Regions from separate parts of the Homo sapiens genome. Here regions 2, 3, 4, 5, 6 and 7 are each linked to region 1. Evidence: chromatin contacts called from ENCODE Hi-C or POLR2A ChIA-PET data. All regions are on one chromosome and are shown on one strand. Each heading gives the region's core, a stretch centred on a gene start or an enhancer-like site at or near the end of the contact. The rest is flanking DNA. Distances are from core to core; before and after follow the strand shown.

What was found. Hi-C counts contacts between places; a loop is a spot of excess contacts on that map. ChIA-PET counts read pairs that join two places held with the same protein, here RNA polymerase II (POLR2A). Pooled maps may share reads with other maps.
Region 2: a loop to region 1 is called in a pooled map, with 6 times the contacts of the local background. The contact joins the promoter of SLC39A3 here to the promoter of SCAMP4 in region 1. A Hi-C loop is called at or near these places in 4 of 50 pooled maps.
Region 3: a loop to region 1 is called in a pooled map, with 4 times the contacts of the local background. The contact joins the enhancer-like site here to the promoter of SCAMP4 in region 1. A Hi-C loop is called at or near these places in 2 of 37 single-sample maps with no recorded cell type and 6 of 50 pooled maps. POLR2A ChIA-PET finds 5 or more read pairs at or near these places in 1 of 52 experiments (B cell).
Region 4: a pooled map shows a loop between it and region 1 (4-fold over the local background). The contact joins the enhancer-like site here to the promoter of SCAMP4 in region 1. A Hi-C loop is called at or near these places in 1 of 50 pooled maps. POLR2A ChIA-PET finds 5 or more read pairs at or near these places in 2 of 52 experiments (H1 and WTC11).
Region 5: a loop to region 1 is called in a pooled map, with 4 times the contacts of the local background. The contact joins the promoter of CIRBP here to the promoter of SCAMP4 in region 1. A Hi-C loop is called at or near these places in 6 of 50 pooled maps. POLR2A ChIA-PET finds 5 or more read pairs at or near these places in 4 of 52 experiments (CD4-positive, alpha-beta T cell, H1, MCF 10A and 1 more).
Region 6: a pooled map shows a loop between it and region 1 (7-fold over the local background). The contact joins the promoter of GADD45B here to the promoter of SCAMP4 in region 1. A Hi-C loop is called at or near these places in 6 of 50 pooled maps. POLR2A ChIA-PET finds 5 or more read pairs at or near these places in 5 of 52 experiments (GM10248, MCF 10A, activated CD4-positive, alpha-beta T cell and 1 more).
Region 7: a map with no recorded cell type shows a loop between it and region 1 (22-fold over the local background). The contact joins the promoter of TIMM13 here to the promoter of SCAMP4 in region 1. A Hi-C loop is called at or near these places in 1 of 37 single-sample maps with no recorded cell type and 8 of 50 pooled maps. POLR2A ChIA-PET finds 5 or more read pairs at or near these places in 3 of 52 experiments (HepG2, Panc1 and activated CD4-positive, alpha-beta T cell).

What each region holds. Positions count from the first base shown.
Region 1 is chr19:1,903,677-1,906,866 of GRCh38, reverse strand. SCAMP4 (secretory carrier membrane protein 4) reads right to left here and starts at 1,468. Exons shown (of 7, transcript NM_079834.4): 1 at 1,428-1,468. It overlaps ADAT3 (adenosine deaminase tRNA specific 3), which reads right to left and starts at 1,468. Exons shown (of 2, transcript NM_138422.4): 1 at 1,428-1,468. RefSeq lists enhancers at 965-1,054, 2,075-2,134, 2,415-2,474 and silencers at 1,215-1,364, 1,415-1,744.
Region 2 is chr19:2,738,570-2,741,759 of GRCh38, reverse strand. It overlaps SLC39A3 (solute carrier family 39 member 3), which reads left to right and starts at 1,743. Exons shown (of 3, transcript NM_144564.5): 1 at 1,743-1,815. RefSeq lists enhancers at 1,462-1,511, 2,212-2,261 and silencers at 1,572-1,971, 2,380-2,647.
Region 3 is chr19:2,619,194-2,622,383 of GRCh38, reverse strand. All of the region lies in intron 2 of GNG7 (G protein subunit gamma 7), which reads left to right. Among named protein-coding and RNA genes, the nearest start is that of MIR7850, 9.9 kb to the left of the region's middle. RefSeq lists enhancers at 208-407, 1,287-1,586, 2,919-3,190. Within about 2 kb of position 1,488, at least 25 of the 41 ENCODE cell types and tissues checked have a DNase peak (open chromatin) inside an H3K27ac peak, as active enhancers do; they include B cell, where a contact is called at or near this core.
Region 4 is chr19:2,542,076-2,545,265 of GRCh38, reverse strand. All of the region lies in intron 3 of GNG7 (G protein subunit gamma 7), which reads left to right. Among named protein-coding and RNA genes, the nearest start is that of GADD45B, 68 kb to the right of the region's middle. RefSeq lists enhancers at 24-73, 1-417, 418-1,237, 1,544-1,603, 1,238-2,057 and 2 more and a silencer at 964-1,053. Within about 2 kb of position 1,557, at least 34 of the 41 ENCODE cell types and tissues checked have a DNase peak (open chromatin) inside an H3K27ac peak, as active enhancers do.
Region 5 is chr19:1,267,686-1,270,875 of GRCh38, reverse strand. CIRBP (cold inducible RNA binding protein) reads right to left here and starts at 1,544. Exons shown (of 6, transcript NM_001300829.2): 1 at 1,466-1,544. CIRBP-AS1 (CIRBP antisense RNA 1) reads left to right here and starts at 616. Exons shown (of 2, transcript NR_027271.1): 1 at 616-1,051; 2 at 2,486-3,190. RefSeq lists silencers at 928-1,237, 1,288-1,447, 1,658-1,867.
Region 6 is chr19:2,474,187-2,477,376 of GRCh38, reverse strand. It overlaps GADD45B (growth arrest and DNA damage inducible beta), which reads right to left and starts at 1,250. Exons shown (of 4, transcript NM_015675.4): 1 at 975-1,250; 2 at 747-848; 3 at 126-348. The coding sequence starts at 1,018. RefSeq lists enhancers at 1-9, 80-239, 250-359, 1-590, 520-609 and 2 more and silencers at 1,990-2,099, 2,470-2,609.
Region 7 is chr19:2,426,336-2,429,525 of GRCh38, reverse strand. It overlaps TIMM13 (translocase of inner mitochondrial membrane 13), which reads left to right and starts at 1,940. Exons shown (of 3, transcript NM_012458.4): 1 at 1,940-2,112; 2 at 2,202-2,270; 3 at 2,480-3,190. The coding sequence starts at 1,993. The coding sequence ends at 2,578. It overlaps LMNB2 (lamin B2), which reads left to right. Exons shown (of 12, transcript NM_032737.4): 12 at 1-1,360. RefSeq lists enhancers at 1,470-1,619, 1,704-2,449, 2,450-3,190 and a silencer at 2,170-2,259.

The DNA.
Region 1 (3,190 bases), core at 219-2,718:
ATTTTTTTTTTTTTTTGAGACGGAGTCTCACTCTGTCGCCCAGGCTGGAGTGCAGTGGCACGATCCTGGCTCACTGCAAGCTCTGCCTCCTGAGTTCACACCATTTTCCTGCCTCAGCCTCCTTTGGGAGTAGCCGGGACCACAGGCGTCCACCACCATGCCTGGCTTTTTTTTATTTTTAGTAGAGACAGGGTTTCACCGTGTTAGCCAGGATGGTCTTGATCTCCTGATCTCGTGATCCACCCGCCTTGGCCTCCCAAAGTGCTAGGATTACAGGCGTGAGCCACCACGGCCGGCGCTACACGTATGTATTTTATTTATTTATTTAGAGACAGGGTCTCGCTCTGTTGCCCAGGCTGGAATGCAGTAGTGCCATCACAGTTCACTGCAGCCTCAACCTCCGGGGCTCAAGCAATCCTCCTGCCTCAGCCTCCCAAGTAGCTGGGACCACAGACATGTGTCACCATGCCTGGCTTATTAAAAAAAAATCTTTTTTTCTTTTTTTTGGAGAGTGAGTCTTGCTAGCTTGCTCAGCCTGGAGTACAATGGTGCCATCTTGGCTCACTGCAACCTCCACCTCCCAAGTCCAAGCGATTCTCCTGCCTTGGCCTCCCCAGTAGCTGGTTTTACAGGCGCGTGACACCACGCCCAGCTAATTTTTGTATTTTTGGCAGAGATGGAGTTTCACCATGTTAGACAGGCTGGTCTCGAACTCCGGACCTCAGGTGATCCACTCGCCTTGGCCTCCCAAAGTGCTGGGGTTATAGGGTGAGGAACTGCACCCAGCCGTCCTTGTTTCCACGGAGTCGATCCTCTGTTTCTGGCCACCCTACAAGGAGGCCTTCTCTGCAAGACAGCGGGGAACCTCGGTCCTCGGGGTAGTGTGTGGGAGATAACTGGGGGCCTGTGATACAAAAACCTGAAAAACTCATACTCTAGGTAACGATGAGGAACGATGGTCAATTCTGGGGATGTACCAAGGCCTAGGGGAATCTCCACATAAAGGCGAATCAGAGCTGGGGAGGAAGGACGCGAAGGCTACGGAAACTCGCGAGAGCGCGGTTCAGAGGCAGGGGACTGCGGGACATGACCTGAGGAAGGGCCACCGGAAGCAGCTGGAGGATACGGGGTCTCCCGCACCGACCATAAGGGCGCACACGCGCAGAAAGGCGCTAGGCCCGGGGGAGCGCGGTCCTGAGGCTTCCCCCAGGCCAGCGCCGCGCGCGCGCGCGCACGCGCATTCGCGCCGCCTCCCCGCGTCGCCCACCGGCCCGCCCGAGACGCGCGCGAGGCTGGCCTGGGCCCCCCGTTTTCTCCCCACAAACGGCCGGCGCCCCTCACCGCCGAGACCCCCCATGTCAGCCCCTACTCCCCCTCTGGGGAAGTCTGAGCCTGGAGAACCCGAGACCTCGGGGCCGCGCGCTTACCTGAGGGATCCGGGCGCGAGCGCAGCGCTTCGCCAAGTCTTAGCAACCGGCCCGGCCCAACCCACCTCACCCCGCCTCGTCTCCGCCTGGAGCCGCGGAGCACGACGGGAGCGTAGTTCCAGGGGCGGGATCTTCGCCAGGCCAAGGTGGGGCAAGGACTACAATTGCTAGTAGGCACTGCGCGCCGCCGCCTCGCCCCGCCCCGCTCCGGCACTGCGCTCACATGACCTCCGGGCGGCGGGAGGGGAGGAGAGGCGGGGCCGCTGCGCTGGGCGAGCGCTGAGTTTGCAGGTTCGAATCCCATCAAGCGGCCAGGGAAAACTCGGAACCCGGGGGATCTTTGGAAGGTTAGCAGAGTGGGAAGGATGAGGCAGAGGGGGTATATGACACCCGTCCCCTGAGTCCGGGATGGGGCCAGGTTCCAGTTCTGCCTGTTACTGCACTCCGGCGTGGGCCGCCCTCAGGTTTGAGTTTTCTCACCAGTAACGTAGGTGAAGAAGACCTCTTGCCTCTCCTGGGCCAAACAAGCACATTTTTTTTTTTTTTTTTGAGACGTAGCCTCAGTCTGTCACCCAGGCTGGAGTGCAGTGCTAGGCTCACTGCAACCTCCACCTCCTGGGTTCAAGCGATTTCTGGCTAGTTTTTGTACTTTTAGTAGAGAAGGGGTTTCACCAAAACATGCATATTTTATGAGCAATTTGTTACTCCTTCCAGTTGGACAGGTTTAACCAAGTGGTTCTCAACGGGAGGGAATTTGTCATCCCCTCCCCCAACAGCTTGACAGTGCCTGGCTGTAACCAGCTCAGGCTCCGATGCCAGAGTCTTGACAAACCAGTAAGGAGGAAAAAGTGCAGTGAAAGGAAGGTGACTTCCTTTCAGAGTTCGCAGCAGGGAGGCAGCTGGTTTAGGCCTCCAGAAACCCCTTCAAACTTGAGGCTGGGGTGAGGGGCTAAAAAAGGGGAACTGGGAATGGTGGGTGTGCAGGGGAGGTGCTGATTATAAGCTCTGTGTGTTCATGAATTTTGGTGGCTTAAAAGCGCAGGCTGGCCTCATCCTAATAAGGGCCGGGTTGCAGACCACCTTGAGGAAATCTCTGGGATTTTGCAGGTGGGTCTCCGTGCTTGGCCTGTCTCCAGATTAGCTCTAAAACGTTCTTTCTTTTTTCTTTTTTTTCGAGACAGTCTCGCTCTTGTCACCGAGGCTGGAGTGCAGCAGCACGATCTCAGCTCACCGCAACCTCCACCTCCCAGATTCAAGTGATTCTCCTGCCTCAGCCTCCCGAGTAGCTGGGATTACAGGCACACGCCACCACACCTGGCTAATTTTGTATTTTTAATAGAGATGGGGTTTCTCCATGTTGGTCAGGCTGGTCTCAAACTCCTGACTTCAGGTGATCTGCCCGCCTCGGCCTCCCAAAGTGCTGAGATTACAGGCGTGAGCCACCGTGCCCAGCCTGTTCCTGGAACTTTTAGGTAATCACATAATTAGATGCATACAGTTAGGTAAACCTGCAGAGTGTGAGGGAGTTTATGGTGAGAAAGGGGAGGACGTGTTTCAAAGAAAGTGCATTTCAAGGTCGGATGCGGTGGCTCATGCCTGTACTCCCAGCACTTTGAGAGGCCAAGGTGGGTGGATCACCTGAGGTCAGGGGTTCGAGACCAGCCTGGCCAACATGGCGAAACCCCATCTCCACTAAAAATACAAAAATTAGCCAGGCATGGTGGCAGGGGCCTTTAATCCCAGCTGCTGGGAAGGCTGAGGCA
Region 2 (3,190 bases), core at 494-2,993, 830 kb before region 1:
TTCTGTGGGTGAGGAATTCAGATGCAGTTCATATGGGTCTTCTGTTTTCAGGGTCTTTGTTTTTCTTTCTTTCTTCTTCTTCTTCTTCTTTTTTTTTCTTTTGAGACAGGGTCTCACTCTGTTGCCCAGGCTGGAGTGTAATGGTAATGATTTCAGCTCGCTGTCACCTCTGCCTCCTGGGTCCAAGTGATTCTGATGCCTCAGCCTCCTTAGTAGCTGGGACTACAGGTGCCCGCCACCATGCCTGGCTAATTTTGGTATTTTTAGTAGAGATGGGGTTTTGCCGTGTTGGCCAGGCTAGTCTCAAACTCCTGACTTTAAGTGACCTGCCTACCTCGGCCTTCCAAAGTGCTGGGATTATAGGCATGAGCTACCACATGCAGCCCTGTTTTAGGGTGTTTCAAAGGCTGCAATTGAAGTGAAGCAGTCATCCAAAGGCTCAACTGGGGCAGGACCCTCTTCCATGATCACGTTCATGGCTGTTGGTAGCATTTGGTTCCTTATGGACGCTTGTGCTGAGGGTCTCATTGCCTTGCTGACTGTTGGCTGGAGGACACCCTCAGTTCCTTTCCCTCTGGATCTCTCCAGCATCTTAGCTTGCTTTGTCAAGACACGTAGGCTGAGAAGGCGAGAGACAGGCTCTGCTGGCAAAACAGAAGTCACAATCTCTCATAGCCTAATCGCAGAATGACATCCCATTCATTTGCCATTTTCTATTTGTTAGAATCAAGTCATCAGGCCAAGCGCAGTGGCTCATGCCTGTAATCCCAGCACTTTGGGAGGCCAAGGTAAGAGGATCACCTGAGGTCAGGAGTTCAAGACCAGCCTGGCCAACATGGTGAAACCCCGTCTCTACTAAAAACACAAAAATTAGCCGGCATAGTGGCACACGCCTATAATCCCAGCTACTCGGGAGGCTGAGGCAGGAGAATCGCTTGAACACGGGAGTCGGAAGTTGCAGTGAGCCAAGATCGCGCCATTGCACTCCAGCCTGAGTGACAAGAGCGAGACTCTGTCTCAAAAAAAACCTTTTTTTTTTTTTTAGAGATGGGGTCTCACTATGCTGCCCAGGCTGGCCTTGAACTCCTGGACTCAAGCGATCCTCCCGCCTCGGTCTCTTAAAGTGCTGAGATTACAAGTGTGAGCCACTGCGCCCTGCCAAGATTTGGTTTTTAACTTACGCGTTACCTCCTATACTTATTTTTTCATGGTTTGAACATGTAACATCTACTTTCTTAGCAATTTTGCAGTATGCAATGCATTGTTACGAGCTGTAGCCACCATGATGTACAGTCGATCTCTTGGACTTACTCCTCCTGCCTATCAACAGAGATTTGTTGAAGGGATGAATCTGCTTCTTCAGCCGTCGGTAAGGGGATCAGCAGCGAGGACGCTGAGAGAGGAGCCGCCTCCGTTGGAAATCCCTTCCCATCCACCTCCAAGCCTCTTTCCAAGCGGGATTCAGCACCAGGCGCCCCTGGACAGCTCTGGAAACCCAACCCTGCCGGAACCGTTCCTCGCCAATCCGGGTTTCCCGCCGGGGCCGCTTGGTGGCTGCGCCCGCCGCTCAGCGGGAGGAAACCCCTTTCCTGTGCCGGTAGGAGAGGTGGAGTCGCATATGAGTGGCAGGTTTCGCAGCCAATAGTATGGAAAGTTCTGCCAGCGGGTCTCGGGGAGGCCAATGGGCAGGGGCGTGGGCGGGGCGTGGACCAGCCGCGCCGAGCGGGGCCTCTCCGGGCCGCGTCTGTGGGGTCGAGACTGCGCGGCCGTTGGGCGTGCAGCGGCGCCAGTCGGCGGACGAGGGGCCCCCGGGAGGTAGGTGCGGGCAGAGAGAGGACCTGGGGCGGCGGGGCGGGGCGGCGCTGAGCGGCCGGGGGTCTGTTGGACTCTACCCGCACGTTAGCCGAGGCCCGTCTCCGGTGCCCGGTAGCGCGAGGCACACAGAAGGCGCTCAATAAGTGCTGATTGAATGAATGAGCCCGTGCCCTCCTCATCCCGGCCCGAGCAGCCTCCGGTTTGAGAGCGTGCAGGCCACCCTCACCTTCACTGTACAGACTGAGGTATCCAGATGCCGGACAGGTCTTTATTGGGCGCCTACTGTGTGCCTGGGTGGCTCTGCGCTGGGTGCAGCTGGCCCTGAGCAAGACAGACAGCCTGGTCCCGCCCAGCTCACCGCCGGGGGGGAGGGACGACTTTAAATGACTTAAAATAATGTAATTCCTAGCTCCCTCTGTAGCACAAAATAAAAGAAAATAACACCAGGGAAGGGGGCGGGGAGAGCTCTGAGTGGAGACATCTGAGCAGTGACCCGAAGACCTGAATGCAGTGAGGTAGCGGGGCCATGAGGCGCTTGGGGCTGATGGTGGGGGAGAAAACCCAGTTGGGGAAAACTCAAGGACAGGGGAGGAGCTGAGATTCCTCCTAAGAACGGTGACATTTTGGGGTCCAGGGTGAAACCGACTTCACTTTGGCCCATTGCATCAGGTAAAATGCGGCCCTTATCAGTGGCCACACGCTTCCCCTCGTCCATGTGTTCAGCCAGCGGTTTTTGAGTATCTGTTCTGCAGCAGGCCTTCCGGCGGGTACAGGGATATGGTTTAGGGCAGGAGTCAGCCAGGGGCAGAGAGGGAGGCCCTTTTTTTTTTTTTTTTTTTTTTTTTGAGACGGAGTCTTGCTCTGCAGCCCAGGCTGGAGTACAATGGCGCGATCTCGGCTCACTGCAAGCTCCACCTCCTGGGTTGAAGCAATTCTCCTGCCTCAGCCTCCCGAGTAACTGGGATTACAGGCACGTACCACCATGCCCAGCTAATTTTTTTTTTTTTTGAGACAGAGTCTTACTCTGTCACCCAGGCTGGAGTGCAATGGCTTGATCTTGGCTCACTGCAACCTCCACCTCCTGGGTTCAAGTGATTCTCCTGCCTCAGCCTCCCAAGTAGCTGGGATTACAGGTGCCCACTACCACACCCAGCTAATTTTTGTATTTTTAGTAGAGACAGTGTTTCACTGTGTTGGCCAGGCTGGTCTTGAACTCTCGACCTCAGGTGCTGGTCTCGAACTCTCGACCTCAGGTGATCTGCCCACCTCAGCCTCCCAAAGTGCTGAGATTACAGGTGTGAGCCACCACTCCCAACCGAGGGAGGCCCTTTTGAGGGGTCCTGGATGCAGAGAAGCAAGAAAGAAGAAGGAGGCC
Region 3 (3,190 bases), core at 239-2,738, 720 kb before region 1:
CCAGGAGCCGGGCGCGGTGGCTCATGCCTGTAATCCCAGCACTTTGGGAGGCCGACACAGGCGGATCACAAGGTCAGGAGATCGAGACCATCCTGGCTAACATGGTGAAACCCCGTCTCTACTGAAAATACAAAAAATTAGCCGGGTGTGGTGGCGGGCGCCTGTAGTCCCAGCTACTCAGGAGGCTGAGGCAGGAGAATGGCGTGAACCCGGGAGGCAGAGCTTGCAGTGAGCCGAGATCTCGCCACTGCACTCCAGCCTGGGTGACAGAGCAAGACTCCGTCTCAAAAGAGAGAGAAAAAAAAAAAAAGTTGATGAGGGTTTTGGGCAGGCAGAGGGAATCGAACTCACTCCTCCGTGGTGATCAGCATGAAGGAAGGGGAGAGAAAAGGGGCAGACGAGCCTCTTGTGGCTGCCATAACAGGTGACCACAGACCCGGAAGTATCAATCCGCAGACGTGTGTCCTCTCACGGTTCTGGAGGGCAGAAGTACTAAACCAAGCTGTCTGCAGAGCTGTGCTCCCCTGGGCGCTACAGGAGAGGATCCTTCCGCGTCCTCTGGCTTCTGGGGGCTCTGGCAAACCTGGCTTGTGCTTACCGTCGAATTGCTCCAGTCTCTGCTTCTGTTTTCTGCTGTCTCTCTGTGTCTCCTTCTTTGTTTTTGTTTGTTTGTTTGTTTGTTTGTTTTAGATGAGGTCTTGCTCTGTCACCCAGGCTGGAGTGCAGTGGTGCCATCTTGGCTCACTGCAACCTCTGCCTCCCAGGTTCAAGCAATTCTCCTGCCTCAGCCTCCCGAGTAGCTGGGATTACAGGCGCGCACCAACACGCCCGGCTAACTTTGTGTTTTTAGTAGAGATGAGGTTTGTCCATGTTGGTCAGGCTGGTCTCGAACTCCTTATCTCAGGTGATCTGCCCACCTCGGCCTCCCAAAGTGCTGGGATTACAGGAGTGAGCCACTGTGCCCAGCCATTTTTCTTTAATTAATTTTTTGTGTCTGGAGTCTTGCTGCTGTGTTGCACAGGCTGGAGTGCAGTGGCAGCATCATAGCTCACTGCAGCCCTGAAATCCTAGGGCTCAAGCAATCCTCCCGCCTCAGCTTCCCGAGTAGCTGGGACCACAGGTGTGGACCACCACATCCAGCTTCAACATAAGTTTTAAGCAAATGCAATTAGTCCGTAACAGTCATTTTCCGAGGTTCCCCGTGGACAAGAATTTTGAAGGGACGTCACTAAACCCCTTGCAAGGGAAGTGAGCTTTACTCAGGTCTCAGGAAGCTCCTGGGGTGTGCAGGAAGGGGCGAGGTCACCCCAGGAGGAAGGCGCTGTGCTAAGGAAAGGTGACTGTTGATGGGGCCCCCGTTTGCAGAAACCTGTATGAGTCGTACCACCTCTGTGTAATCTGCCACCTTCAGAGCGCCTGCAGGAAGGCGGCCACGTCACCCCTTTTATAAATGAAACTGGAAGCTCAGGCTGGGAAACCCAAGGTCACAGAACCCAGCCTCAAAGGCAGCCAGCATTTCCACCGCAGGAGTCTGTTCTCTGCACAGAGCTGTCTTGCTCTGTTGCCCGGAGCCAGAGTGCAATGGCACGATTTCGGCTCACTGCAACCTCCACTTCCCGGGTTCAAGCAATTCTCCTGCCTCAACCTCCCAAGTAGCTGGGATTACAGGCGCACAACACCACGCCCAGCTAACTGGCCGACCCACGTTGGCTGGGGGTGCTGACGGCATAAGCTCACCCCTAGGTCCCTCTAGGGTGGCCGATGACAGGACCCTAAGAAGCTCACCCCCAGCTGGGATGTTTCGTTGAAAATCTTCTCTTTTGCCTTTAGTTGCTTGAAAACATTGGACTCATACCCAAGAGCTTTCTAATTGGTTTCGATAGGAAACGGTTCTGAGGTTTCGCCTTTTTTAATATCCTGTTGGTCTGAGACTGGAGTGGCCCCTGGGGTGGCAGGTTTCCCGGTGCATGGGCCCAGCTCTGGTGTGTGGGTTGGGGGATCAGGACAGAGGTTTGTGAGGGGGGCAGTGACCTGCCTGCAGAGAGAGGGGTCGGGACGACGGCCTGTAGCCAGGGTGCAGGGGGATCTGCCTTTCTTTCATTCTACAGGGTCCTCTCCTCTCCCCTCCCCTCCCCTCCCCTCCCCTCCCCTCCCCTCTCCTCTTTTCTTTTCTGTTTTTGAGACAGAGTTTTGCTCTTGTTGCCCAGGCTGGAGTGCTATGGCGCGATCTCGGCTCACTGCAACCTGCAACCTCTACCTCCCGGGTTCAAGCAATTCTCCTGCCTCAGCCTCCCAAGTAGCTGCGAATACAGGCGCGCACCACCATGCCTGGCTAATTTTGTATTTTTAGTAGAGACGGGGTTTCTTTATGTTGGTCAGGCTGGTCTTGAACTCCCGACCTCAGGTGATCCGCGCCCCCCCCTCGTCCTCCCAAAATGCTAGGATTAGCTTTATTGAGATATAACTGACACAGCGTAAAACTCACCCTTTAAAAATGTGCAGCTCAGCGGTTTTTACATTCACAGAGTTGTGCAACCATCTCCTTTATCTAATTCCGGAACATCCTATCACCCCCAAAAGAAGCCCTGTCCCCCATGAGCAGTCACTCCCCATCTCCCCCCGGCAGCCCTGCCACACACGCATCCCCTCCCTGTCCCCATGGATGGGCCTGTCCTGGACATTTCGTAGAAATGGGATCACACACTGCGTGGCCCTCTGTCTCTGGCTCCTTTCATAGAGTGTGATGTCCTCAAGGTCCATCCACACTGTGGCCGGCATCAGAGCCTTGTTCCTTTTCATGGCTGAGTCCTGCTCCATGGTGGCGTTTGCTGTACCAGGTGGGACAGAATGGACATTTCAGTGGTCCTCCGATGTCTGACCTTGCCCTTCACCCTGATTAGGGCTCAGCCTTACTATAAACAAATACTTGCTATGAACTTACTATGTGCGAGGCCTGGGGTAGCAAACTTTTCTGCAGAGATCCAGATGGCAAATGTTTTAGCCTTTGCAGGCTGGACAGTCTCTGCCTGCCATTGTAGCGGGAAAGCCACCACAAGCAATATGTCAACAAGTGGGTGTGGCCGTGTGCCAATAAAACTTTATTTACAAAAACACACAGTCAGCTAGATGTGGTCCAGGGGCCGTAGTTAGCTAACCCCTGGCTTAGGACAAAGGTTCTCAAACTCTCTGG
Region 4 (3,190 bases), core at 308-2,807, 640 kb before region 1:
AGGGTGCTGAGCAGTATCCCTGGCCTCCACCCACTCCATGCCAGGAGCACCCCCCAGTTACGACAACCACAGATGTCGCCAGACAGCGCCCAGGGTCCCCTGGGGGACGGAATTACCTCTAGGTGAAACCCCCAGGGATAGGGGATTCCACGGACCCCCAAGAGACTCTGCGTCCCATGATCCTCTGCTGTGCTGAGGTCCCAGGAGGCTGCACACAATGAAATCCACACCGAGCTGGGAGGGAGAGAGGAGGTGAATCCCAGGAGTTGGGGGTCCCCCTGGTTCACACCATCCATCCCGTTGGGAGCTTATTCTAGTGTGGGTAGGGATTGAACCCCATTTTCCCCAAATAATTAACTCAGGGTCTTCTCCCTCAGCACTGTGGACAGTGGGGTAAGATCCTTCTCTGGGGTGAGGCTGTGCTGGGCACTTACGGTTGCTGAGCAGCGCCCCTGGCCTCCACCCACTCCATGCCAGGAGCTCCCCCAACCCCGACAACCACAGATGTCTCAGGCATCGCCCAGGGTTTCCTGGCGGGGCTGAATCACCCACCCCCCCAATTAAGAGCCACTGTTGGCCCAGCACGGTGGCTCATGCCTAAAATCCCAGCACTTTGAGAGGCCAAGGTGGGCAGATCACCTGAGGTCAGGAGTTTGAGACCAACCTGGCCAACATGGTGAAACCCCATCTCTACTAAAAATGCAAAAATTAGCTGGGCGTGGTGGGGGTGGGGGGCGCCTATAACCCCAGCTACTCAGGAGGCTGAGGCAGGAGAATCTCCTGAACCCGGGAGGCGGAGGTTGCAGTGAGCCGAGATCGCGCCACTGCACACTGTCCTCAGGGGCTTCTGTGAGATGCACTGAGGTCCTCATGGCTCCCGGGGGTGCTCATGGCTGAGGCCCTCGTGCCCACAGCAGGCGTGCAGATGTGCACATTGACGCAGGTGCCCAGGGACACAGCTCTCTGCAAACCCAGCTGCCCCAGCCACTGTACGAAGGCGACTTGTTCCTCACAGTGCCTCGGAGCCTTCTCTTCTCTCCCAAACTACTGTTCCATTTTGTTTGGGTTTGGATCTTTTCCTCTCTAAACATAACACCCTGTCTCTCTTGTCTCTGAACACTGTGTTCTCAGAAGCAGTCATCCCTCCACGGGGAAGGGCTGACGTTTCCACTCCAAGCATTGTCTCCCCTCCTGCCAAATCTGGTTGCTGGTTTTGTTGCTTGGGGTTTATTTTTCTTTCCTTTTTCGAGGCAGGCAGAGGTTTGGAGGGGTGAGAGGTGGGGGATTGCCAGACCCCCAGGAGGAAAGAGTCCAGGAGCTCTGCGAGCTATAAAGCTACTGGTTCTGGAAGTTTTAGAGCCAGATGAAGGTTGCTTCTGTTCTCACGTTGCTGCTGCAGGCCGGCCGCCCCTCCCGCCTTCAAGGCCACCTTCCCCCGGGGCTGACTCACCCCGGCACGCCGCGCCACACAAGGCTGGCTCTGCTTTGATGAGCAGACTGGAAAAGCGCAGCCGCCTCATTGTGGAGCTGCCTGGAAGCCGCCAGAGCCCGCTCTGAGCTGGAATTCGCTGAGCCTGACTTCCTGTGCCGTCAGGAGAGCAAACGCCCGCTGGCCTTAGGAGCCGGTTTACAGGAAGCAGCCATGGGAGGACGGTTTGCTCGGCTCATGGAGAAGCAGCCACCCTCTGCACGGGTTTTAATGCTGCACCCTCATCTCAGGGCTGTGAAAAGAAAAATTGCAGGCCGGGAGCGGGGGTTCATGCCCGGGATCCTAGCACTTTGGGAGGCCGAAGCAGAGGGATTGCTTGAGCCCAGGAGTTTGAGACTGGCCTGAGCAATACGGTGAGGCCCCAGCTCTAAAAGAAAAAATATTAAAAATTAGCCGGGCATGGTGGTGCACACCTGTAGTCCCAGCTACTCAGAAGGCTGAGGTGGGAGGATCTCTGGAGGCCAGGAGGTCAAGGCTGCAGTGAGCTGTGATTGCACCACTGCACTCCAGCCTGGGTGACAGAGCAAGACCCTGTGTCAAAAAAAAAAAAAAAAAGGAGGCCAGGCACGGCGTCTCATACATGGAATCCCAGGACTTTGGGAGGCCAAGGCAGGTGGATCACTTGAGATCAGGAGTTTGAGACCAGCCTGGCCAACATGGTGAAACCCTGTCTCTACAAAAAAATAAAAATAAAAAATAAGCCTGGTGTGGTGGTGGATGCCTGTAATCCCAGCTACTCGGGAGACTGAGGCAGGAGAATCACTTGAACCTGGGAGGCGGAGGTTGCAGGGAGCCGAGATGGCGTCATTGCACTCCAGCCTGGGTGACAGAGCGAGACTCTGCCTCAAAAACAAAACAAAACAAAACAAAAACCACCAAAAAAAAAAAAAAAAAAGGAAAACAGCAGAGATGATGTGTGCAGCATGCTCAGTCCAGCGTCTAACACCTAGCAGCAGCAGATGGCAAATAAGAGCTGAAGCTGTCCTGGGCTGTGGGACCCCATGCCTGCTCACCGGGGGGCCCTCCAGCCTGGAGACCCCAACCAGTCCCATCCTGGCCTTGCGTATCAGCTCCTTACACTGCATAAGAAACTACTGCATATGTGGTGGCTTAGAGCAACACGCCTGCCTGAGCTTACAGTTCTGGAGGTCATGGTGCAATGACGTCCTCTGCCCAGGGTCTCCCAGGCTGAAACTGAAACGTGAGCCGCCTGCTGTCTGACGCGAAGCTTCCAGTTGTCGTCCCCAGCTCATTCAGGTTCTTCCTGAATTCACTTCCTTGCAGTCGTAGGGCGCAGTCCCCCTTTCCTTGCTGGCTGTCAGTAATAAACATTCAGTGCACAAATGAAAAAACCCACCCCAGGCCAGGCGCGGTGACTCGCACCTGTAATCCCAGCACTTTGGGAGGCCGCGGTGGGTGGATTGCTTGAGGCCAGGAGTTCAAGACCAGCCTGGGCAACATGGTGAAACCCCGTCTCGACTAAAAAATACAAAAGTTAGCTGGATGTGGTTGTGAGCGCCTGTAATCGCAGTTACTCGGGAGGCTGAGGCAGGAGAATCACTTGAACCTGGGAGGCGGAGGTTGCGGTGAGCCGAGATCACGCCATTGCACTCCAGCCTGGGTGACAGAGCAAGACTCCATCTCAAAAAAAAAAAAAAAAAAAAAAAAAGAACACACAGCGCTGCCTCCCATGAGCCTAGC
Region 5 (3,190 bases), core at 295-2,794, 640 kb after region 1:
CCCCGCTTCCTATTTTATGTAAATGACATGTGTTTTTTAGGGGAAATATTAGAAAATCAGATTTTTATTTTTCATTATCTCAAACTCATACCTAGGACTTATTTTTTTGGGGTCGGGGGCAGTGTGTCTAACTGTCACCCAGACTGGAGTGCAGGGGTCACTGCAGCCTCCACCTCCTGGGCTCAAGCAATCCTCCTACCTCAGCCTCCCAAGAAACTGGGACTGTAGGTGTACACCACCACGCCTGGATAATTTTTTTAAATTTGTTTTAGTAGAGATGGGGTCTTGCTCTGTTGCCCAGGCTGGTCTGAAACTCCTGGGCTCAAGCAATCCTCCCACCTTGGCCACCCAAAGTTTTGGGATTACAGGTGTGAGCCACCGCACCCAGCCACCTAGGACTTCTTAATTCAAATAATTTACTCCATCCACCCCCAAGACTGAAGGCAGGCCGCACCCATTTCCACAATGGGTGTCTCCCTTCCCCCACAGCCTTCCAGTTGTGCCCTGGGCAGGACTGCACTCTCAGGTTCTCCTATTTCCGAACGGGTGCCAACTCCTACCCTAACCAACTGACATCTACTTGTTGCTGGACCAGAACGTGCTTCTGCTCACTGTAAAATGCCTCCTGAGACTGGGGGGGGGGCTGGCTGTCAGGGAGGCCGCCCCGTCCTGGGGGGCACCTCAGGGCAGGTACTGACTTCCATAGCCAGGACCTAGGCCGGGAATCGGGAAGGGATGGCCCCGGAAGTGATAAGGCAGGATTTCCAGGCAGGGGAAGTGGCATTTAGGAGAACTGGCTATTTAAGGGGGCGGTCAGTGCTGACACAGACAAAGCATTCACTGGCTGGGAATGGCCGCCACCCAGTGGCTCTGAGAACTAGACTTGGAAGTCTGGCACTGGGAGCTGTGCCAACTTGGACCAAACTTTGGGCGCAAAGCACGACGTGGCAGACGAGGAACCACACTAGAACGGGCCACGCCTACCCAAGATTTACGAGGCCGTCCTTTCCCTCATGCAATCGCAATGGGAAAAGGAGGAAACTAAGGCTCGGTAAGCAAAAGCGTTGGTGTGTGGATACCTCCAGCCCCAAGGCCGGGAAAGCGGCCCTGGAGACCGGGGGCGCCACGTGGCCCCGCCCCCGCCGCGTGCGCATGCGCCCCGCGCGCACCCTGCGCCACTCCATCCGGGAACTCGGCGCTCCCGCCATTTCGCTGGGCACAGCCTCGAGCTCGCGGCCGCCATTTTGCGGCGGCAACCGGGTCGCCGGCGGCCCGGACCGGCGGGGAGAGGCCCTCTGGCCGCTACTCGGCCCAATCTCCCGCTGTCCCTCGCCGCCGGCGGGGCGGACTCCACCCCGGGCCCGCCCCCTCCCAGGGGCGTGCCGCTGCGGCCCCGCCTCGCCTGGCCGCCGCAGGCCGCCCGCCGCCCCGAGCTCCTCGGAGCCGGTGCAGCCAGGGCCCTCACCACTGAGTCGGGCAGGTCCCTGACGCAAGCGGGAAGACAGCGCACCACAACGACCCGAGCCTCCTAACGCGCGAGTGAGGGGGGGGCGTCCCCGAGCCCGGCCTTATATACGCTTCCGCCGGGCCCCGCCCCCTACACATCCTGGGCCAATCAGAGGGCGCGCCTGCGTCTTATATTCATGAGCTGGGGGCCGAGTCTATCTCGGTTCCGCCCCCTCCCGCGGACTGGTGTCGGGCTCGACTATTGGCCGAGACGTTTGCAGTCCGCAGTCCTCCACCCGCGCTCGAGGGGGCGTGACCAGCGCGCGGCGGGGCGGGGCGGGGCTGACCCAGTTACGCGTGCCTGCTCCCTGGCCTGCGGCGGGGAACAAATGGGCCTCTAGCCCCGATTCCCAGGCCTCAGGCCTCATGGGGACTTCTGGGTGTCACTGGGACCCCGACTTTGCCTGTGCTCCAGCAGTCCCGACATAACAACCTAGCCCAGATCCCCTACCCAACCAAGACCCGGCTGTCAGACATCCCAACTTCATCTGAACCCCGACACCTGTCGTGATATTCTTGCCAATACAACCGACGTCCCAGTTTTCCCAGCACCCCAGCACTCCATTCCTGCCATCAACCCCATGCCCACCAAAACCCCAACAGAGACAACCCCATTCATGCGAACCCCAATATTCGCAATCCCAATTCTTCCTACATCGCCACACTTTGGTGCACCCCAACTTTACGCAACCCAGTTTGCCTACAAACTCCAACCCGCACCCAAGCCTAACTCCCACTGGAACCGCGATTATCACGGCTGGGTGCGTGGCCCACACCCCCACACTCGCCTGGCCGGATAGTGTTGTGCGTCCCTGCTGTCGGGTGCAGGCGGACACCCCGAGTCCCCACTGCACCCCAGCACTCCGCCCGGCCCTCGGCCTCCCCTCCCACCGTGCTGCACAGCAACGGCGCACTCGCTCCCCACGCGGGGCCAGGCCCACTCTGCTCCTCCACCCAGGCCTTTTCTCTCCTTCCACAGGCCTCCCCTACTGAGCCTGGTTGGCGGAGGGGAGTCTTAAAGCCGCCGCCATCTGGAGAACCAGCTTTACAAGGACCCTCACTCACTACTCTTCGGCGGCCCCAAAGCCTCTGGGGGGCCCTCTATGGCCACCACTTGCTCCTCGCCCAGGAGTCATCTCATGCCGCCGCCTCCCCCAGCCCTGGTGGAAGAAGCCAGCGCGGACCCCTGCCTCTCTGCCCCAGAAAGTCTTCGGAGGGATGACCCTCTGCTGACAAGCTGGGGGAAGTTGGCGTACAGAGACCCCCGCTTTGCTGCTCATCCCAGGGAAATCCCGGCCCCACTCCTGACCTCAGACTCACTTCCACCCTCAAGTGGATCGAGGTGGGGGTAGCCAGGGGCGCTGTCTCCAGTGACAAGGTCTCTGGGACCCCTCATGGGCTCAAGACCCCCTCCCCCAGGCAGCAGCTGTGTGATTCATCACCACCCCCTCTGCACCTCGGGCCCCCCCACTACAGCCGCCCCACTCCCCGTCAGCGGCAGCCGGCTGCTGCGTCAGCCACTCACGCAGGGTGGTTATTAAAGGAGAGAGACATCAGCACCGAGCTCCCCTGCGCCCGCCGTCCATGCGGGAGGGGCCACCCACCCACTGGAGCCCCAGACGCGGGCGCCACATGCCCAGCCTGGGAGCAATTCAGGCCCATTCTTTCTGATCTGCGCCCCCAG
Region 6 (3,190 bases), core at 1-2,500, 570 kb before region 1:
CTGCCCACGGGACATGCCAAACGTGGCTGAGCGCTGAGCTGTGCAGGACCAGTCAGCCCGACTTTGTTGACAAACACCGGCCCAGGTGCCCGGGCGTGGCGGGGCAGGGCAGAGGCCCGACTCACCGTGACCAGGAGACAATGCAGGTCTCGGGCCTCGGTGGTGCCCTGGGTCTCGGCCGGCTCTCCCAGGAGCTGCGCCAGGCGCTGCATGCCCGACACCCGCACGATGTTGATGTCGTTGTCACAGCAGAAGGACTGGATGAGCGTGAAGTGGATTTGCAGGGCGATGTCATCCTCCTCCTCCTCGTCAATGGCCAAGAGGCAGAGGACCACGCTGTCTGGGTCCCTGAGGGGGCCAAAGGGTAGGGATGGGTCAGCCGGGGACAGGGGAGGGGCCACCGTGCAGGGGGAGTTTGCAAAAAAGGAGCGTGCAAGAGCAAAAGAGAAACTGCAAGGGTGCAGGGGATTGCCTCTGCAAGCTGGTGACGGTGGGGGGAGGGGAGGGCACACGGTTCAAAGTATGGGGTAGGGGGAGACAGGCCCACGGCGGGAGGGGTGTTTGCAGACGATACATCAGGATACGGCAGCCCCCGATCCACAAAACGGCAGAGAAGCTCTGCATCCACAGCGGGGGGCACTTGGGGAAGTCCCAGCTCCATGCAAGACAAGCGTGCGGAAAGCGTCCAGAGCGGAGGGGAGGTCCCGTCCCACCCGCGCCCAGCCCGGGAAGGGGGTCTGACTCACACATTCATCAACTTGGCCGACTCGTACACCCCCACTGTGAGGCGATCCTGGCGCTGAGCGGCCACCAAAAGCTCCTCCACCGCGGCGGTCACCGTCTGCATCCTGAGACCAGGAAAGAGGGATCAGTGACGGGCGGACCACCGGGTGCTACGTTCCGCTCCCGGCCCGGCCCAACCCGACCCATCCCGTCCCGGCTGACCTCAGGCGGCGGCAGCCCCGGCTACTTACTTCTGCGCCGCGTTGTCGCACGCCACGAGCTCTTCCAGCGTCATGTTGCAATTATAATCCACAGTGGATGCGGCTCCACGGCAGTCCCCAGGGAGAAATTGCAAAATCCGAGCCAGAGAGCCCAAAACCTTCCCACAGAGCTAGAGCGCTCGTCCAAGACCTTCGGGAAGCAGCGAAATCCTTCCAGAAAAGGCGGAAAAATATATTGCAAAGTCCTTGGCGAGGATAATCCAGGAAGTTGCGGAAACCAACGGTAGTCCGACGCTTCGGCGATCTGAGCTGGGAGCCTCCGGCACCGACTTTTATAGACTTGAACATTGGGCGTGGCCTCAGTGGAGTCATTCGCCCCTCCTATTGGTGGAAAGACAAGGGCGAGTGCAGCTAGCTCTGCGGTTGGCCGACGGAGGGGAGGGGGAGGAGCGGCGTGCGGGGGCGCCCCACGTGGGGGCGAGAACCGGGAGGAGGGCGCGCGGGGGCCGGGTAGGTGACCGCGAATGCCAGAAAAGAAAAAAAAGCAGAAGTTTTTTTCTCCTGATTTCCCGGCAGCCGAGCCGCGGTTCGGGGCGCGCGCGGGATTTCCAGCGCGCGAGGCGGCCCGGACTTTCGGGGGGGCCTGGAATCCCCTCCCGATCCGCGGAGAGTCCCGGACCGCGCCTTTCCCAAGTTCTGCTGGGGGTGGAGGGGCTGCACCGGGAAGGGGCCCCGTTTGCAGCGTGATCTCGCCCAGGTGGTGGTGAGGGCCGGAGTCTCTCCTGGCTGCGACGACCCCAGCCCCTGGGTGATTTCGCTTCTCCCGGCCTCTCTGTTCCCGTCTGAGTAATGGGTCTGCAGCGCCGGCCTCGCTGGTTTGCAGAGCATGGCATAAAATACGGCTGACAGTAAGAGCCCAATACACATCAGCTGTCACCTGGTGGTCGCGGGAGGCCTCCTCGAGGGCCCCGAAAGTGGGAGGTTGCAAAGCCCGGGGCGCTCTGGAGAAGAAAGTGGGCGCCTCCTCGCCGACCCCGCGAGTATCAGGGTGGGGTGCGCGTGGGAGGTGCAGGTGGCGCGGCCCCGCCCCCGCCGGCTGCCTGGCGTTCCAGCCTTTGCCCGTGCGGAGGCCTCCAGGCCCTGGAGAAAGCCATTGTTGAGGGGAATGGTGCAGGCTCCGGCTGCACGCCGCCACCCAGGGCCCACGTGCAAGGATGACGGCTACTTTTATTTCTCACTCCGGGGTGGGCGCTGACCTGCATTGAGTGCGTGGTGCGGACCTGGTACCCCCCACCCCTCCGGATTCATGGATGATTTAATCCAAGACCTGGGAAGCAGGGGGGATGCTTATGTGCATTATGCAAAAGGGGAAACTGAGGCTTGGTGAGGCCATAGGCTAGTTCGTGTTGGAGCCACGCGTGTGCGCCAGGCACGGCCGCCTGCAGGACTCCGCCGCCCCGGGAAGGCTGTTCAGGAGCGAGGCTGGCAGGCCCCGCATGACAACGTCTCCCACGGTCGACTGGGGGCTCCCGGGTGACTCACATCTGAGTCCCCTCCCCCGCCAGCCTGGGGTCTGGCCTCCGCCCGGCGGCTCACTTTCCCCAGTTGCCCGGCTCCCCGGCCCGCGGGTCCGGCTGACGCATCCCACCTCCTCCGCGCCGCCCACCGCTGGGGCACGAAATGTCCCGGGGCTGCGAGGCGCGGTGGCGCCATCTGGTGGCCGCGCCGAGTTTCTGCGCCCTCAGCGCCGGAAGAGAGGGACGGACGGGCGGGGCACTGGGCTGGAGGCGGGGGATAAGGGGACCGTGGCGGTTGCAACGTTTTATGTAACTTTATGCAATGTTTTACGCATGCAACATACATATTTATATTTTATAATTTCAATTTAAAAGTTAAATCGGCCGGGCGCGGTGGCTTACGCCTGTAATCCCAGCACTTTGGGAGTCCGAGGCGGGCGGATCAACTGAGGTCAGGAGTTCGAGACCAACCTGACCAACATGGCCAACATGAGCTGAAGATAAGGAAGATCAGGGAGGTGGGTGGGATAAGTGCAAAGTCAGATTCTGTCTTTATTTACAATTTTGATATTTTGTTCCTCATGGATACTTGGGCATTGATTTTGATTTTTAAAAAGTATTGCAGGCTGGGTAATCCCAGCACATTAGGAGGCTGAGGCGGGCAGATCGTGAGGTCAGTTCGAGACCAGCCTGACCAACATGGTGAAACCCTGTCTCTACTAAAAACAC
Region 7 (3,190 bases), core at 691-3,190, 520 kb before region 1:
GCCTGTGGCAGGAAGGAATGGGGGGCCCCAGCCCCAGGCCGGGAAGGAGCCAGCGGCCGACAAAGCAGAAACACCCGCTGCTCCACGTAGCCCCTGCTCGCTGTCCTTGCTCTCAGAAGTCCCGGTCCCATGTAGATAGAGGGGGGCGCATCTTACCAAAGCATTTCCTCCTGGAGGCTACGCCGCTGTGCTCCCAGTCAGGCGGCTGGTAGGGAGCTTTGCCTGCCCCGGGGATACCCTCTGCCAGCCGCTGGAAGTGGGAATGCTGGCGACAGACTGTGTCCTCTTTCCCACCTTCATAGCAGGAATCACCCGGACCCGACTGGCTGGGCTTCGTGCTAGCGAGGGTTCTGGGGGTGGGTCTTGGTGATCTTGTCCTATGGGGAGTCTGCAGTGGTCTCAGCCACATCCTATGTATTTTGGCTCTGGAGGAGCAAAGCTGTATCCTGGAGTTGGTCTGTGATTTGCCGACAGCCTTGCAGGCTGGGCTCAGGGACAAAGTCCCCCCCAAAACCCGCAGGTCCTCATGTCCAGACGCTGCCCAGTCCTGTCCTGAAAACAGCACGCCCCAGGCCCACAGAACCCCCCACCCTACATTTGCCTTGGGTGGAGCTGGGGGTGGTCCTAGGACTGCGGGTGCCCTTAGCTGAAGGGGGTGGGGAGAAGCGTGGACTGGGCAGCCTGTGGGTAATTGGAGGTTCATTGAGAATTGAGTCTTTGGAAACACTAAGAAAATCAAATTTTTAAAAGTTATTTATGGCCTGGGAAACAATTTGCATTTGTCCCCAAATACGCTTAGCTGTGTGCCGCTTAGAACGATGCGAAACCATCCCTCTGTGTAAGCCCGTGCCGTGTGACTCGAAGCCTAGCGCCCTCCCTGCGAAGCATCAGACGCCACCCAGCCCTGGGGGGAGGCCCACGCCTGCTGGACCAACGCGGGTTCTGGGGTGCACAGCGCCAGGTTAACGCTGAAGCCTGCCCCGCTGAGCCCAGGAGCCGGGAGGCCTGCGGGCTGACCCAGAATCCGATCATGCACCTGTCCTCATGCCAGCGGCTTTGGCTGGGGTTGGTCTGAAGCCTGCACGCGGCAGTTCTTTGTTAAAGATCTGAGGGACTCCTCAGTCCTGGGGCGTCGCCGCCTGCAGCCTCTTCCAAGCCCTGCGTCCAGCGAGCGTCACAGCACAACCTGCAAAAACGGAGCTGGGCTGCAGCTGGGGCTGGCATGGACTTTCATTTCAGAGATTCGGTTTTTAAGAAGATGCATGCCTAATGTGTTCTTTTTTTTTTCCAATGATTTGTAATATACATTTTATGACTGGAAACTTTTTTGTACAACACTCCAATAAACATTTTGATTTTAGGTTCTGCCTCTGAGTTTATTCCTGAGGGGAAGCTCGAGCCGGGGCCTCTGCCCTAATGAAGCGGATGTCTAAGAAAGATCCCTCCACCCCCAAGGAAAAAGGTCACTGGCTAGTGTAGCTAGTGTAAACAGGACCCAGGCGATGCATGGGACCCTGCCCTTTTTTTTCTAGTGAGCCTCCGACGCTGTTGCACAAGCTGACTCTTCGTCACGTGATGCGACCGGGCTCCGCCCCGGCGGCAACACGCTGTATAGACGCGCCGGGTGCCTCGTGCGCATGCGCGGCAGGCCCTTCGGGACGAGCTGGAGGCAGAGCGTGAGTACAAAGTGATCGGCCTCGGCCGCACGTAGTAGCCCCCCTACTCCCCGGCCAAGTCAGGGCCTCCCTCTTCCCGCGGAGTCGCAACCACGGGTAGCTCGTGTAGGTAACGGCAGGTCCAGGCCTCCGCATGAGCGGAGGGCCCCCCGCGCGACCTTGAATGGCCCGGGCGCGCGCGGTCGTGTGGGAGTTGTAGTCCTCCGTCCCCGTCCGCGCGGACTCCGTTTCCCGTGGTGCCCCGGGCGGCCCGCTTCCGGCGCAGTTAGTTACGAGTCGGCGCACGCGGCCTCGGTCCGGTTGACTTTGCGGAGCCATGGAGGGCGGCTTCGGCTCCGATTTCGGGGGCTCCGGCAGCGGGAAGCTGGACCCAGGGCTCATAATGGAGCAGGTGAAAGTGCAGATCGCCGTGGCCAACGCGCAGGAGCTGCTGCAGGTGCGGGGCTGGCCGGGGACGGGCGCTGGGGGCGACAGGGCCACCCCTGGGGGCCGACGTCGCGGCTAAAGCCTCGCGTGTCTCCACAGAGGATGACGGACAAGTGTTTCCGGAAGTGTATAGGGAAACCTGGGGGCTCCCTGGACAACTCCGAGCAGGTGAGACCCGCGGAGGTTCGGGGCAAGGGTCGCGAGGGCCTAGATTCGAGGGGGGAGGTGTCTGCGCGTGCGCAGACTAACGGGGAGGTGCGACGGAGTGGTCACTGCACGTGCGTAGTCTGCAGCCCGGGCGTCCTGGAGCCGGGGTCAGGGCGGTCCCCGGGGCCGCGAAGTCCCGAGCTGAGCCGTGCGCCCCTCCGCTCCCGCAGAAGTGCATCGCCATGTGCATGGACCGCTACATGGACGCCTGGAACACCGTGTCTCGCGCCTACAACTCGCGGCTGCAGCGGGAACGAGCCAACATGTGACCGGCGAGCGCGGGCCACCCCACCCTGTTCATTTCCATAAACGTGCTTTGAGAGGCGGGGTCCGCATGTACGTACTGCCTGCCCGGGGCTTAGGAGGGTGGCACCGGTGCTGGGACACACGGGACTGTGTCCTCGCCACCCCCCGCCCTGCCCCCTGCCAGCCAGTGCAGCTTGGATCTCGGGGGTGTGGGGCCCTGTGCCTTCCTGAAGTGCTGGCAGCCCAGTGGCACCTCCTTCAGGCCTTTGGGGTATTCCCCTAGTGTGCCCAAGTCAGCCTCATATTCTGGGCGGACAGCTTGTCTGGACTTCGGAGTTGGGGGTGGTCAGACACCACAGGAGCTGTCACCTCCTGCGGATGGGCAAATAAATTGGTGGAGGACGGAGAGAAACCTCTTTATTTCCCTCCTGAGGGGTCTCTGGGAAGAGGTGACGCGTGTCCCTGGAACCCCAGCTCGGAGGGTCTCAGCCTCCCCTGGGTTGGGAGAAGTCCATCTTTCCCCTTAGTGCCACCGGGCTGCTGAGTCACGAGGAATGTGTTGCTGCTGCCACCCCTGCCCCAAAGGCTAAGGGGGACAGCCTTCCCCTTGTCAGGGCTTGCTTTGACCCTGCTTC